Linked DNA regions of Homo sapiens: region 2 is linked to region 1. A link is an interaction called in ENCODE POLR2A ChIA-PET data of the cell type or tissue named here. Cell type or tissue: MCF 10A. All regions are shown on one strand. Each heading gives the region's core, and the rest is flanking DNA. Links, peaks and the distances in the headings are about the cores only.

Region 1 (7,516 bases), core at 1,289-5,288:
GACAGCTACAGTCAAAGCAGGAGGGGAAGGTAACGAAAGAAAAGATACATAAAGCACAATGGAAATTCATAAGAGGGAGGTATGACTTCCCGAGAGAGGACTCTTGAGAAAACTGTTTGTGCAGTACAAAGGACATTTGAACTGGATGGATGGGATTAGCTGGATATAGGCAAGAACAAAGGCATTCATGGGTCAAAAACATCAGGGCTTAGATCTCTGTGATGCTCCTTAACCCCCTGTGACTTACAGCAATTGACTTATTGCTCATTTTCCTCATCTACAAAATGGGTAATAATAGCATCTTGCTCCTAGGCCTTTTGTTAGGACTAAATGGATGCACATTCTGGGCTGCTGTGTAGCAGATTAACTATATATCTTTAACATACAGAAAAATGGAGAATGAGATATAAATGATATAAAATACAATTATGTACATTAAAAGTATATCAGGCTGGGCACTGTGGCTCATGCCTGTAATCCCAGCACTTTGGGAGGTCGAGAGGCATTTGGGTCACTTGAGGTCAGGAGTTCAAGACCAGCCTGGCCAACATGGCAAAACTCAGTCTCTACTAAAATTAGCTGGGTGTGGTGGCCCACTCCTATAATCCCCGCTACATGGGAGGCTGCAGCTGAAGAATTGCTTGAAACGGGAGGCCGAGGTTGCAGTGAGCTGAGATCACACCACTGCACTCCAGCCTGGGTGACAAGGGTGAGACTGTTTCAGGAAAAAAAAAGTATATCACACAGGAGGTGATATATGTTGCCAGGGGTCAGTAGCAAGGGGAGGTTGTGACTATAAAGGGGCAACAGAAAAGAATGTTTTGGGGTGAGGTTCTGCATCCTGACATCCTGGGGTGATGGTTACACATATGTGTTTTAATGGGTAAACCTCTACACCAAAAAAAAAGAGGCAGTTTTACTGCATATAATTTTTTTTTTTTTTTTGAGGCAGAGTCTTGCTCTGTAGCCCAGGCTGGAGTGCAATGGCACAATCTTGGCTCACTGCAACCTCTGCCTCCTGGGTTCAAGTGATTCTCCTGCCTCAGCCTCCTGAGTAGCTGGGATTACAGGCATGTGCCACTACGCCTAATTTTTGTATTTTTAGTAGAGATGGGGTTTCGCCATGTTGGCCAGGCTGGTATCAAACTCCTGACCTCAGTTGATCCGCCCACCTCGGCCTCCCAAAGTTTTGGGATTACAGGCATGCGCCACGGCGCCCAGCCTACTGTATATAAATTTAGAAGGTATTTGCACAAAAACAAAATGTTTCATGAACATACACAAATAAAAAAGGAAAACCACTTAATTCATTAGAATAGTTGGCTTTGGCAGGGTGAGAATGGGGATGGAGAGAAAATGAATAAAATATAAATAAGTCTGAGAGCGGGGCCTTGCACAGCACAACAGAGGCAATGTGTCAGGAACTGGGTGTGTGGACCGTCCCTGTGCCTGAGGTCTCTTCCCCCTGCCTTCCAAAAGGGAGAGGGAATGGCCTAGAGGAGGGTGAGGAAAGCAAAGGAGAAGAAGAAAAGAATTAGGTAAGTGAGGAAGTGATGAGGAGGCAGGAAGTAGGATAAGGAAGGGACAGACTGGAAAGATATGGTGGTCCCACTTAGCGATAAGTTCCATGAGCATGAGTACCACACTTACATTTTTACCATTAGAGCCATCAAGCCAGGTCTAGAGTCTGGTACAGTATGGTGTCACATAAATATTGGTGACTACATCAAGGCAATGACAGGATTTACAGCCTTGGTCACTGGCTGCTGGCTTGTGGGAACAGAGTGAGGGGACTGGAGCGCCTGGCCCACAGATGGCCCTTCGAGGAGGAGCAGATTTGGGGCAGGTGAAAGCAGAAAGTACAGCCTGGGTTATAACGGGCTTGGGGTCCCTGTGGCAGCTGTGACTGAGATGAGTGACAGGCATGGTGGCTCATGCCTGTAAACCCAGCACTTTGGGAGGCCGAGGTGGGAGGATCACTCGAGGTCAGGGGTTCAAGCCCAGCCTGGCCAACATAGTGAAACCCCATCTCTACTAAAAACACAAAAATTACCCAGGTGTGGTGGTGCTCCTGTAATCCCAGCTACTTGGTAGGCTGAGGTGGGAGAATCGCATGAACCCGGGAGGCAGAGGTTGCAGTGAGCCAAGATCACGCCACTGTACTCCAGCTGGGTGACAGAATGAGGCTCTATCTCAAAAAAAAAGAAAAAGAAAAAAAATATAAAATATATATATGTAAGGAACAGCAGAGGAGGACCCAAGTCTAGCATGTTCTTACAAGGTTAAGAGGAAAAGCCATCAAAAAGGACAGAAGAGATCACTGATGACTGATGGAACTGCTCCTGGACCAGGGTGTATAAGCTTAATATTAATGCAAAGCTTCTATTGTTTCTTTAGAACTTAAAAGATCCTAAGAATTAGAGCAAGCCACAGGGTGAGCCACAGGGGCCTTCAGATAAGGAGGTCAGAGGCACAAGAAAGTGGTTACCAGAAGTCAGCCCCAAGTGGGGCAGGGCTGGTCAAGATAACGTAATAGGGAGACTTACTTTTGGCTGTTTTCCATTCTGTAGCCTGAGTTTTACACTATGAACATGTGTCTACATTATTACAAAATAAATTTTTATAAAATTTACAGAGATCATCATTGACCCTGACAAGACTCATTTCGGTATATAATATGGGAAAAGAAACCAGACTGCAACAGGCTGAGAATGACCCAGGGAAGAGAAAACGGAGAAATTAACTGCAGGTATCTTTTTTGAGAAGCCTGCCTTGCAGGGGATGAGAAAGATAGGATAGTGGAGCCAAGATGGCCGAATAGGAACAGCTCCGGTCTACAGCTCCCAGCGTGAGCAACGCAGAAGACGGGTGATTTCTGCATTTCCATCTGAGGTACCGGGTTCACCTCACTAGGGAGTGCCAGACAGTGGGTGCAGTGCACCGTGTGCAAGCCGAAGCAGGGCGAGGCAGTGCCTCACTCGGGAAGCGCAAGGGGTCAGGGAGTTCCCTTTCCTAGTCAAAGAAAGGGGTGACAGACAGCACCTGGAAAATTGGGTCACTCCCACCCTAATACTGCGCTTTTCCAACAGGCTTAAAAAACAGCACAACAGGAGATTATATTCTGCACATGGCTCGGCGGGTCCTATGCCCACGGAGTCTCGCTGATTGCTAGCACAGCAGTCTGAGATCAAACTGCAAGGTGGCAGCAAGGCTGGGGGAGGGGCGCCTGCCATTGCCCAGGCTTGCTTAGGTAAACAAAGCAGCCGGGAAGCTCGAACTGGGTGGGGCCCACCACAGCTCAAGGAGGCCTGCCTGCCTCTGTAGGCTCCACCTCTGGGGGCAGGGCACAGACAAACAAAAAGACAGCAGTAACCTCTGCAGACTTAAACGTTCCTGTCTGACAGCTTTGAAGAGAGTAGTGGTTCTCCCAGCACGCAGCTGGAGATCTGAGAACAGGCAGACTGCCTCCTCAAGTGGGTCCCTGACCCCCGAGCAGCCTAACTGGGAGGCACCCCCAAGTAGGGGCAGACTGACACCTCACACAGCCAGGTACTCCTCTGAGACAAAACTTCCAGAGGACCGATCAGGCAGCAGCATTTGCGGTTCACGAAAATCCGCTGTTCTACAGCCACCGCTGTACTGCAGCCACCGCTGCTGATACCCAGGCAAACGGTCTGGAGTGGACCTCTAGCAAACTCCAACAGACCTGCAACTGAGGGTCCTGTCTGTTAGAAGGAAAACTAACAAACAGAAAGGACATCCACACCAAAAACCCATCTGTACATCACCATCATCAAAGACCAAAGGTAGATAAAACCACAAAGATGGGGAAAAAACAGAGCAGAAAAACTGGAAACTCTAAAAAGCAGAGCGCCTCTCCTCCTCCAAAGGAATGCAGTTCCTCACCAGCAACGGAACAAAGCTGGACGGAGAATGGCTTTGATGAGTTGAGAGAAGAAGGCTTCAGATGATCAAACTACTCTGAGCTACAGGAGGAAATTCAAACCAATGGCAAAGAAGTTAAAAACTTTGAAAAAAAATTAGATGAATGTATAACTAGAATAACCAATACAGAGAAATGCTTAAAGGAGCTGATGGAGCTGAAAGCCAAGGCTCGAGAACTACGTGAAGAATGCAGAAGCCTCAGGAGCCAATGCGATCAACTGGAAGAAAGGGTATCAGTGACGGAAGATGAAATGAATGAAATGAAGCGAGAAGGGAAGTTTAGAGAAAGAAGAATAAAAAGAAATGAACAAAGTCTCCAAGAAATATGGGACTATGTGAAAAGACCAAATCTACGTCTGATTGGTGTACCTGAAAGTGACGGGGAGAATGGAACGAAGTTAGAAAACACTCTGCAGGATATTATCCAGGAGAACTTCCCCAATCTAGCAAGGCAGGCCAACATTCAGATTCAGGAAATACAGAGAACACCACAAAGATACTCCTCGAGAAAAGCAACTCCAAGACATATAATTGTCAGATTCACCAAAGTTGAAATGAAGGAAAAAATGTTAAGGGCAGCCAGAGAGAAAGGTCGGGTTATCCACAAAGGGAAGCCCATCAGACTAACAGCGGATCTCTCGGCAGAAACTCTACAAGCCAGAAGAGAGTGGGGGCCAATATTCAACATTCTTAAAGAAAAGAATTTTCAACCCAGAATTTCATATCCAGCCAAACTAAGCTTCATAAGTGAAGGAGAAATAAAATACTTTACAGACAAGCAAATGCTGAGAGATTTTGTCACCACCAGGCCTGCCCTAAAAGAGCTCCTGAAGGAAGCACTAAACATGGAAAGGAACAACCGGTACCAGCCACTGCAAAAACATGCCAAATTGTAAAGACCATCAAGGCTAGGAAGAAACTGCATCAACTAACGAGCAAAATAACCAGCTAACATCATAATGACAGGATCAAATTCACACATAACAATATTAACTTTAAATGTAAATGGGCTAAATGCTCCAATTAAAAGACACAGACTGGCAAATTGGATAAAGAGTCAAGACCCATCAGTGTGCTGTATTCAGGAAACCCATCTCACGTGCAGAGACACACATAGGCTCAAAATAAAGGGATGGAGGAAGATCTACCAAGCAAATGGAAAACAAAAAATGGTAGGGGTTGCAATCCTAGTCTCTGATAAAACAGAATTTAAACCAACAAAGATCAAAAGAGACAAAGAAGGCCATTACATAATGATAAAGGGATCAATTCAACAAGAAGAGCTAACTATCCTAAATATATATGCACCCAATACAGGAGCACCCAGATTCATAAAGCAAGTCCTGAGTGACCTACAAAGAGACTTAGACTCCCACACAATAATAATGGGAGACTTTAACACCCCACTGTCAACATTAGACAAATCAACGAGACAGAAAGTTAACAAGGATACCCAGGAATTGAACTCAGCTCTGCACCAAGCAGACCTAATAGACATCTACAGAACTCTCCACCCCAAATCAACAGAATATACATTTTTTTCGGCACCACACCAGACCTATTCCAAAACTGACCACACAGTTGGAAGTAAAGCACTCCTCAGAAGATGTAAAAGAACAGAAATTATAACAAACTGTCTCTCAGACCACAGTGCAATCAAACTAGAACTCAGGATTAAGAAACTCACTCAAAACTGCTCAACTACATGGAAACTGAACAACCAGCTCCTGAATGACTACTGGGTACATAATGAAATGAAGGCAGAAATAAAGATGTTCTTTGAAACCAATGAGAATAAAGACACAACATACCAGAATCTCTGGGACACATTCAAAGCAGTGTGTAGAGGGAAATTTATAGCACTAAATGCCCACAAGAGAAAGCAGGAAAGATCTAAAATTGACACCCTAACATCACAATTAAAAGAACTAGAAAAGCAAGAGCAAACACATTCAAAAGCTAGCAGAAGGCAAGAAATAACTAAAATCAGAGCAGAATTGAAGGAAACAGAGACACAAAAAACCCTTCAAAAAAATTAATGAATCCAGGAGCTGGTTTTTTGAAAAGATCAACAAAATTGATAGACCGCTAGCAAGACTAATAAATAAGAAAAGAGAGAAGAATCAAATAGACGCAATAAAAAATGATAAAGGGGATATCACTACCAATCCCACAGAAATACAAACTACCATCAGAGAATACTACAAACACCTCTACGCAAATAAACTAGAAAATCTAGAAGAAATGGATAAATTCCTCAACACATACACCCTCCCAAGACTAAACCAGGAAGAAGTTGAATCTCTGAATAGACCAATAACAGGCTCTGAAATTGTGGCAATAATCAATAGCTTATCAACCAAAAAGAGTCCAGGACGAGATGGATTCACAGCCAAATTCTACCAGAGGTACAAGGAGGAGCTGGTACCATTCCTTCTGAAACTATTACAATCAACAGAAAAAGAGGGAATCCTCCCTAACTCATTTTATGAGGCCAGCGTCATCCTGATACCAAAGCCTGGCAGAGACACAACCAAAAAAGAGAATTTTAGACCAATATCCTTGATGAACATTGATGCAAAAATCCTCAATAAAATACTGGCAAACCAAATCCAGCAGCACATCAAAAAGCTTATCCACCATGATCAAGTGGGCTTCATCCCTGGAATGCAAGGCTGGTTCAACATATGCAAATCAATAACGGTAATCCAGCATATAAACAGAACCAAAGACAAAAACCACATGATTATCTCAATAGATGCAGAAAAGGCCCTTGACAAAATTCAACAATGCTTCATGCTAAAAACTCTCAATAAATTAGGTATTGATGGGACATATCTCAAAATAATAAGAGCTATCTATGACAAACCCACAGCCAATATCATAACGAATGGGCAAAAACTGGAAGCATTCCCTTTGAAAACTGGCACAAGACAGGGATGCCCTCTCTCACCACTCCTATTCAACATAGTGTTGGAAGTTCTGGCCAGGGCAATCAGGCAGGAGAAGGAAATAAAGGGTATTCAATTAGGAAAAGAGGAAGTCAAATTGTCCCTGTTTGCAGATGACATGATTGTATATCTAGAAAACCCCATTGTCTCAGCCCAAAATCTCCTTAAGCTGATAAGCAACTTCAGCAAAGTCTCAGGGTACAAAATCAATGTACAAAAATCACAAGCATTGTTATACACCAATAACAGACAAACAGAGAGTCAAATCATGAGTGAACTCCCATTCACAATTGCTTCAAAGAGAATAAAATGGGTAGGAATCCAACTTACAAGGGACGTGAAGGACCTCTTCAAAGAGAACTACAAACCACTGCTCAATGAAATAAAAGAGGATACAAACAAATGGAAGAACATTCCATGCTCATGGGTTGGAAGAATCAATATCGTGAAAATGGCCATACTGCCCAAGGTAATTTATATATTCAATGCCATCCCCATCAAGCTACAAATGACTTTCTTCACAGAATTGGAAAAAACTACTTTAAAGTTCATATGGAACCAAAAAAGAGCCCGCATTGCCAAGTCAATCCTAAGCCAAAAGAACAAAGCCGGAGGCATCA
Region 2 (7,516 bases), core at 1,455-5,454, 220 kb after region 1:
AGCTTTCTTTCTTGGACATGTGCACAAGTTTGTCCTTCTTGTGGTGTGAGTATTCACTAGGGATGCTCCCCCTCCTAAACTTCTCTTGAGTTGAGCCCACAATCCCCACAACCATTGGGATGCATTGCATTGCATCAGCAGCAGGTGTTTTCTTGCTGTTGTTAATCGTTAGAAGTGTCATATTTGCACCGTATGTCTAGGCTAGTTCCGGCTGATGGGACTGATGCCACATGTGAATCATGAGTTGAATGTATAAAAATTTCAGCTTTGCCACTGTTGTCCTTTGGATGGATATTATGCACAGGGAAAAGTAGATGGAGAGGAAAACAAAGAGTTGATCAGCTCCTAGTTCTGGAGTTGGTTATTAGAAATTATAAAAAATGGTGGCTCTGCTCAGAAGACATGGGCATATGAAAGCCTGGAGTGCTTAATGCTCACATTTTCCCTTCAATGATAGAAATGGAAGTAAACATTTATTACCATTTGGTCAAGTGTAGCTTAACTTGCATTCATATTTCATTGTTAGTAATGGAGGTATGTGGAGATATACACAGACCTTGAGACAGCTGTTTTTTAATATTGCATACAGGCTAGCAGTTCATTGAAAACAGAGGAGAGAAGCCTGAAGGTTAGATCTTAGAAGAAGGCAGTTCTTCATGCACAGCTTTTGTCAATCCTGATTTGGTTTGAAAATAAAAATCATGGAATACCAAAATCAAAGGAGAGTTGATTAAGGGAAAGGGAAAAGGGGATCATCCCAGGAAGGGTGATGTCACTGGCCAGGAAAATGTCAGGCGAGGTTCCATGTCCTCACTCAAGTCCAAAGGTGCTGGTTTCCTCTACTGCTGTTAACAGCTTTTCATACAACATGGAGTACGAGGGATACGGTGGAAGATCCAGTCGGTTGAAGCATGTGTGTGCCCTGAATGGGGAGAAGAGATTGGTGAGAGTGTTTGTTTCAATGATACAACTGGTTCTGGATCTGTGACTGTCTGAAGTTGTGATTCAAAAAGGAATCAAAAGTGAGCAGGACCATGATTTAGGACCACCATAAAACATTGCACACTAAAGAGCCACATTCCTCTAGAATGAATAGACTGGTGGAAGGAATGGAATAACTAAAAATGGGTTGTTTGCATTTGCAAGCAAACCAACTACACTAGAATGACACTAGCAAACTGATTATAAACTCTATGGTATCAGCCTGATTTGCAAATGAGTTACAAATTTTGATGTGGTCAATGAAGGAGGCAGAAATATAATTAGTATTGAAGGATTATATTCCTAAGTCTTCTTGCCCAGCTCTGATTTCTGAGCCTCTGTGAACCACATGCATCTATTTAGAGGAACCTGAGATGGCCTGGAATTCTGAGATCCAGTTCTCCATTCAAGTCAAGTGTGCTCTGGAGACAAGTCTGACTCCTCTACCCCAGTAGAACCCACAGAACCTAAAGTCGAAGTGCTGCATTTCCAAGAAAAGCTGCCCGTGTGAGCCAGTCCTCTCTGGATGCCTGGAGTGTCCTGGCGCCCGGGGTTCTAGCTTGCTTCATGTGCTTCCTCCTGCATGGCCAGTGTCTGCCTTAGACAAGGAATGTCTTCCTCGCCAGAGGCTAACACCTGGACCTGGAAGACTCATGTGGCTCTCCAGCAGTGGGTACAAGAAGCCCAGCACACATAGATTCCCTGCTGTGGAGCCTTGAATCACCTGACTAGCTGCTCCCTGCCAGAAGTTCTTTGTTTTTACAGAAACTTTGGCTGATGCCGAGTCCTGTACCGTAGTAGAGAGAAAGGTGGATGGGTGCAGGTGAAAGTTCATTTCCTGCCTTTTCCTCCCTAAGGGTGGTGTGTTGAAATGGTGTTTTCAGACACCAACCAGCACAGAAAAGGGCACTCTAAAATCAAACCAAATCAAATAAAATCAAATCACAAAACAAACATACAAAGAAACAAACAAAACTAAACTCTTCATTAGAGTTTTATTTGGGATATTAAACTCTTCTTTTCATTACAAGATCCCTAGGGGACTTGTGTATTATTTACACCTTTGTTTTAAAGTATATAAATCAGAGTATCAGATCACTGCCCAGGCTGATGCAGCACTCAGGTTACGGGGGGAGATTATTTTGGGAATAAGGAAGATGGGAAGAGGAAAGAGGGAAGGTGGGGTTTCCTGCCCATCGAGAATCTAGGGAGGATGCTGGTGTTTTCATCTGCCCAGCACCCATTCCTCCTCCTGGCAGTCCTTGGGGAACTATCCCTAACCCCTACCTCCCTCCTCCCTGTCCCTTTCCCCGCTCAAGCTCCAAAGGCAGGCACAGGGCAGTAGAGTGTCTGGTCTTAGGCCTTAAAGACATAACTGGGAAGAAACATACGAATACAGATTGGCAGAATTCTTAAATTATTATCTAAGATTCAAACAGGCCTTCCTTTACTTTAAAAGAAAATAATTGAAATACTTTACCTAGATGTAAATATTTGAGTGAAAGGGAACTCAGTAAATTGAGTAGGATGGTTACAGTGATTTCTCTCTATGTTAAAAAGATTGCAATGAAACTAGAACATACATTGGGCTATGGCTAAACAGGCGAAGTGGGGTGAAAAATCCCAAGCATGCTTTTGGAACTAGCTGAATTAGCCAGGGGCGAGATAGGAGCAGGCATCATCTTCATAGTTTTCTTCCTCTGGTCATTTTAACTGGCACTCATGAGTGGAAATATTACAGAAAAAAAATCACCTTTACAAATTAGTTGGAACCAAATTAATTCTGTAAAAGATCATTTCTGGGAGTAAACAGAAAGCATTGACGAATAGCACCTAGTCTGAACACTCATGGTTTACTTACTAGTTGCTTTTATTGCATTTATTTAGAGCCTTGGTGAACTCCCTTAGTTTGTCATCTAGAATGAACGAACACAATCAAATCATGATCCAATTCAGCATTCCTAAGAGCTCACCACCCTCCAGGTGTGGTTCTGACAGCACCGAGTGCCTGCTTACCTCATTCCCGTGCACCAAACCAAGCATTGCCCGGTGGTGTGGGGCAGTGGACAGCAAGAAACCAGGGCTTGGAAGACTTCTATGCTGACCCCGGTCTAGTCACTTACCAGCTTTATGACACTGGAAAAGTCAATTAATCTTCCTGAGCCTCAGTTTTCTCACTTGTAAAGTGGGGATAATAATATATGCTGCGTGCACCTCAAAGGGTTATGGGGAGGATCAACGCCAGAACACACATAAATGCGTTTTGTAACCTGTGAATCATCATTTAAACATAAGATTCTCTTAATAATGCAACCATGATTGTGATAATGATTTGGGGAACCGTGTCATACTTGTGGCAACTGAAGCCTCTGGAGTTTTGCACGTGACCTACTGGCAGGTGACTCACTCTCTTCTCACACTTGGTGCGATGGATGTTTTGGAGATCTGCACGGGTCTTTAAGTTGTGTCGAATTCCATGCCATTGGTGTCAAGCTAGGGTTCCAGCATTTTGAGATAATTTTGGATTGGGTTGTGCCAATCCCTGTATTGTTTATCCTTCTAACTGTGTCATCTACACAGTTGATCTCCCCGTCTCCTCTATTTTTCCAAGTTATAGATTGAAATGTTAACCAACACAGGGCCAAAGAAAGTCTTGCTCCTCTCTACTAGAGACCACTTTAAGGTTGTCTAGAAACACACAAAAGTGGCAGCAGTCACTCCTCTTTGCTGCCAATTGTTCAGCCGGTTATGTAAGTTGTGTCTTCCCTTCATGCCAATCTTCTTCCACTGCCTAACTACAGCCTTGTTCTCTTCAGATAGGCCTTGCTCTCTTTCCTTCTAAATTTACTCTTTTTCAAGTTTGCCAATAACCTCTTGATCCCTAAATCCAGAAGCCCATACCGCTCCACCTGCTCCAGCTCTTTAAAAGCATTTGACAGCTCTTCCTCTGGAACATCTCCCTCCTTGGCTTCTCCTTGGTTTCTCAATGGCTGCCATTTTCTCTGCTGAGCTCCCTGATGGCACCCTCAGGCCTCCTTTGTAGGTCCTCTTCTGGCCTTAGGTACTAGAGAGCAGCATTTCTCAGCTTGACACGATTCACTTTTCAAACTTGATAACTCTTTGTTGTGGGAGCTGTTTTGTGCATTGTGAGATGTTTAGCAGCATCCTTGGCTTCTACTCAATGGACACCAGTAGCACCCCTTCCCCTCAACCAAAAATGTCTCCAGACATTGTCAACTGCCTCTTGCGGGGGAAGAGGGGCAAAGTCGCCTTCCCCAGCCCCACTTTGAGAATCACTGCTACAGAGTAAACCAACTACTAACTTAACCAGGCCTCCAACTCCACCCTGGGTCTGGGCTTAGTTTACATCTGCAGTGAAACATGTTCATATTAGAATTTCGTTTGCAACTTTTAGGCCAGTTAATTGCTCATGACTCATAGCTTTGATATCCCTGGTCCCTGCCCCAAAGGTAAACCCAAAGATTCTCCCCTCTCCTTTATTCTATCTCCACACTGCCCAGTGCTACTTCGACTCTGACCTAGCTTCTGCCCTTCTCTTTCCTTCTGAGCCTTTCCTCTGTCCTCCTTTGAGCTCTTGTTCAAAGTAAAGAAACTTTGCCACCTCCTTAAGCTCTTTCCAGATGCTGCCTCCGGGTCCTAGTGTCCCATCTCCAGTTCTCATGGGTGGAAATTGCTCACTGCCCCACACGCTGTGACGTGGATGGACATTCTTCACACTCCCTGCTGTCAATTCCACGTCATGACTTTTGCAATCCTTGATCAGTTTCCATTCCTTTGAATCTCATGTCATTTAGATAATTTATTTTTAAAACCATAGGTTTTGGCTGGCATTTCATTTTAATGAAATAGGATAGAGCAGAAAATAGATTTTATTGCAGATAATAAGGGTAAAGTGCTGTTTTGAGGAACTTGAGTTTCAGATATACACACACATATGTGCAAATGAGTACATGTGCATGTCCTGAGTTGTGATATAAAAGGCATTTCTTTCTGTGGACTATGGTTTAAGAAGCTTGAAAATCAGTGATCCAGATAGATCTTTGGTTCCTTCTGACCCTCTGAACTTCTAACTTATTATGACTATTATCTGGCACTTTGCTGAAGTCTTCTTTTCCACTTCAAGTCCTCCTACCAGACTGTGTGGCAACTAAGTCCACATGGCTGACAGGGTGAACACCCAAGCCCCCAGTTCCTTGACCTCAACTCCAGTGACAGTCCTGCCTCTCATCTACTTCAACTATGAAATTATATCCCAGAAGCCTCTACCCTCAAAGTCCTTTCTCCTGGCCCTCACACATCTTTTAGCAGGCAGGGGCTTGGACTGACACAAAGGTTTTATGTAGCCTGGGCTATGACCGGGTTTTGCTGTGGCGGTGTCTGGCGCTCTCATCTGGGAAGCCAGTTGCCTTTCCTTTCTGCAGAGGAAGGACTTGAGGAAAGAGCTGAAGGCTGCCTCTCCCAGAGTGCAGGCCACATGCACTGTGGCTCACAGTACCTGGGAAGCCCATGCCACCCTGGGTCTGCTTTGCTTCCTGCCTGCTCAGGGCTTCCTGTCACCTGCCATAGTCAGGTCAGGTCTTCCCGAACGACAGTTTCTGGAAGTCAGAGGTTCTTTCTTTCTATCCACACATAGATGACATTTTTTTAGGTTCTTTGATCTTCAGACATTGTCCAAAGGAGATTGGACAGGGGTCACTATTCAGGGAGTTATTTTCAGTGTCCTCTTAGAGGCATTTGCTTCTTGTCCCAAGAAGAGGTCCCTACTTCCCCAAGAAACCATCTCGGGGGCTTGTGGTGCAGCAGCCCTCTTAGGGGTGCCTTGGTTCAGATATGAAGAACGTGTTCATAAGCCCAATGTCTGCCTTAGAAGCTCTCTGTGTGGGTTAATAATATTAATGTGTATTTCAAAGCTTCCAAAGCAAATATGGAAATTACATTCAATCTGTGACCCCAGATAACAGAAGCAATGACTCTCATTTCCTAAAGAATAGAGACTCCTCAGCACGGTCTTTTCTTTTTTCTTTCTTTTTTTTTTTTAATTTAATTTGAGACAAGGTCTCACTCTGTTGCCCAGCCTGGAGTGTGGTGGTGCAATCACAGTTCACTGCAGCCTCAGCCTCCTGGGCTCAAGTCATCCTCCTGCCTCAGCTTCCCAAATAGCTGGGACTACCGGTGCATGCCACCATGCCCAGCTAATTTTTTAAATTTTTTGTAGAGACGAGGTCTTGTCCTGTTGCCCAGGTTGGTCTTGAACTCTTGGGCGCAAGCTATCCGCCTGCCTTAGCCTCCCACAGTGCTAGGATTACAGGCGTGAGCCACTGCGCCCAGACAGCAGGGTCTTTTGTTTGTGGCTCACCAAACTCTTTCTCAACTGCATCCCCTGTGATGTTGCTCCGGGCATCTTACCCTCTGCACTGGCCAGCTGCACCTTCCTGAACACGTGCTGCCATTCCCCGCTCTCAGCCCTTGCTTGTGTTATTGCTTCAGCCTGGAAGCCCCCTTCTCCCTATTCCTTGCCTCCCAATCCTCCCCTAAATGCCAGTTTTTTAGTGGCATGTTCTCTAGGCAACTTGATTAGGAGGCTCTGTTTCACACTCTCGCAGCACGCTGCTCTTACCCCCTGTGCTCCTCTGATTCTACCTTGTGCTGTGATTAGTTACTATCAGGCCGTGTTCTCCCTAGATTGCAGGTTCCCACGGGCAGGTGTGTGGTTGTAGCTCAGCCCCTCCTCAAGCTGCATGCTATCATCAGTGATGACTCAAGCTGCATTTCTCTAAAATAAAAGCAAGATGTTTCCAAATAACTATATTCTTGAAATCATCATTCAACTTAACAAATGCAAATTCTGCCTTTTTAGTCTTCTTTTCTTGCCAGACTTACATTCACTAGGTTTAGCTATTGGTAGAGCCATGCAAACAACAAAGACCCTTGGAACTGAGGGTCTGCTGAACTGAGTGGGTGAAGCCAGGGCTGAAGCCTGCACCAGGGTGTTCAGCTGTGGTTAACCAGCTGGGCATGCCCATGAATGCTGACCGACACCAGGTGAATTGTCCTCGGGGAAAATCTGGGAAACCTAGGTGAAAGCTATAGTCCAGTAAATCCTTCTGCAATAAGGATTTAGCAAAGGTATTTGGGTGGCCATGTAGAAATAGAGCTGAGTTAAATGCAAAGCTTCTTTATAATTCGAACGTATCCTATTAGCAAAAGATAATAGGGGTCAATCTTTTCTTCTGTCTGTTGCAGCAGCGTTTCTCACTATAGCGCCTATGCACAACTGTCTCTTCAGTGCTTCCTGATCAGGAATGCACTACCCAGAGTGGCATAGAAAGGATTCAGGAAGTGCTGGGATTAAAACTCACAGTGCAGGGAATTTCTTCTGTAAAACTGCCTGGAGCCCCAGCGTCTCCTTTTCCACATTTATCCCACAATAGATGTGCTTTCTAAATAGAAGTCACCATAGAGACCCAGAGATACATGTATCCCCACATGTTCTAAAACTTGATAGGAAAAATCC

What was found. Peaks named below come from ENCODE experiments on the same cell type or tissue, not always from the same donor. Only the 100,000 strongest peaks of a DNase experiment are listed, where the experiment ranks them.
Region 2: POLR2A ChIA-PET joins it to region 1 with 5 read pairs; 3 of 35 experiments call an interaction of 5 or more read pairs at or near these places.

What each region holds. Positions count from the first base shown.
Region 1 is chr7:43,774,572-43,782,087 of GRCh38, reverse strand. The region is part of intron 2 of BLVRA (biliverdin reductase A); the gene reads right to left. Among named protein-coding and RNA genes, the nearest start is that of BLVRA, 20 kb to the right of the region's middle. In MCF 10A, for the core only: no CTCF peak of the experiment used is centred there; a DNase peak (open chromatin) is centred at 2,900.
Region 2 is chr7:43,555,221-43,562,736 of GRCh38, reverse strand. HECW1 (HECT, C2 and WW domain containing E3 ubiquitin protein ligase 1) reads right to left here. Exons shown (of 30, transcript NM_015052.5): 30 at 1-922. The coding sequence ends at 811. Among named protein-coding and RNA genes, the nearest start is that of STK17A, 24 kb to the left of the region's middle. RefSeq lists an enhancer at 7,466-7,516. In MCF 10A, for the core only: no CTCF peak of the experiment used is centred there; a DNase peak (open chromatin) is centred at 3,346.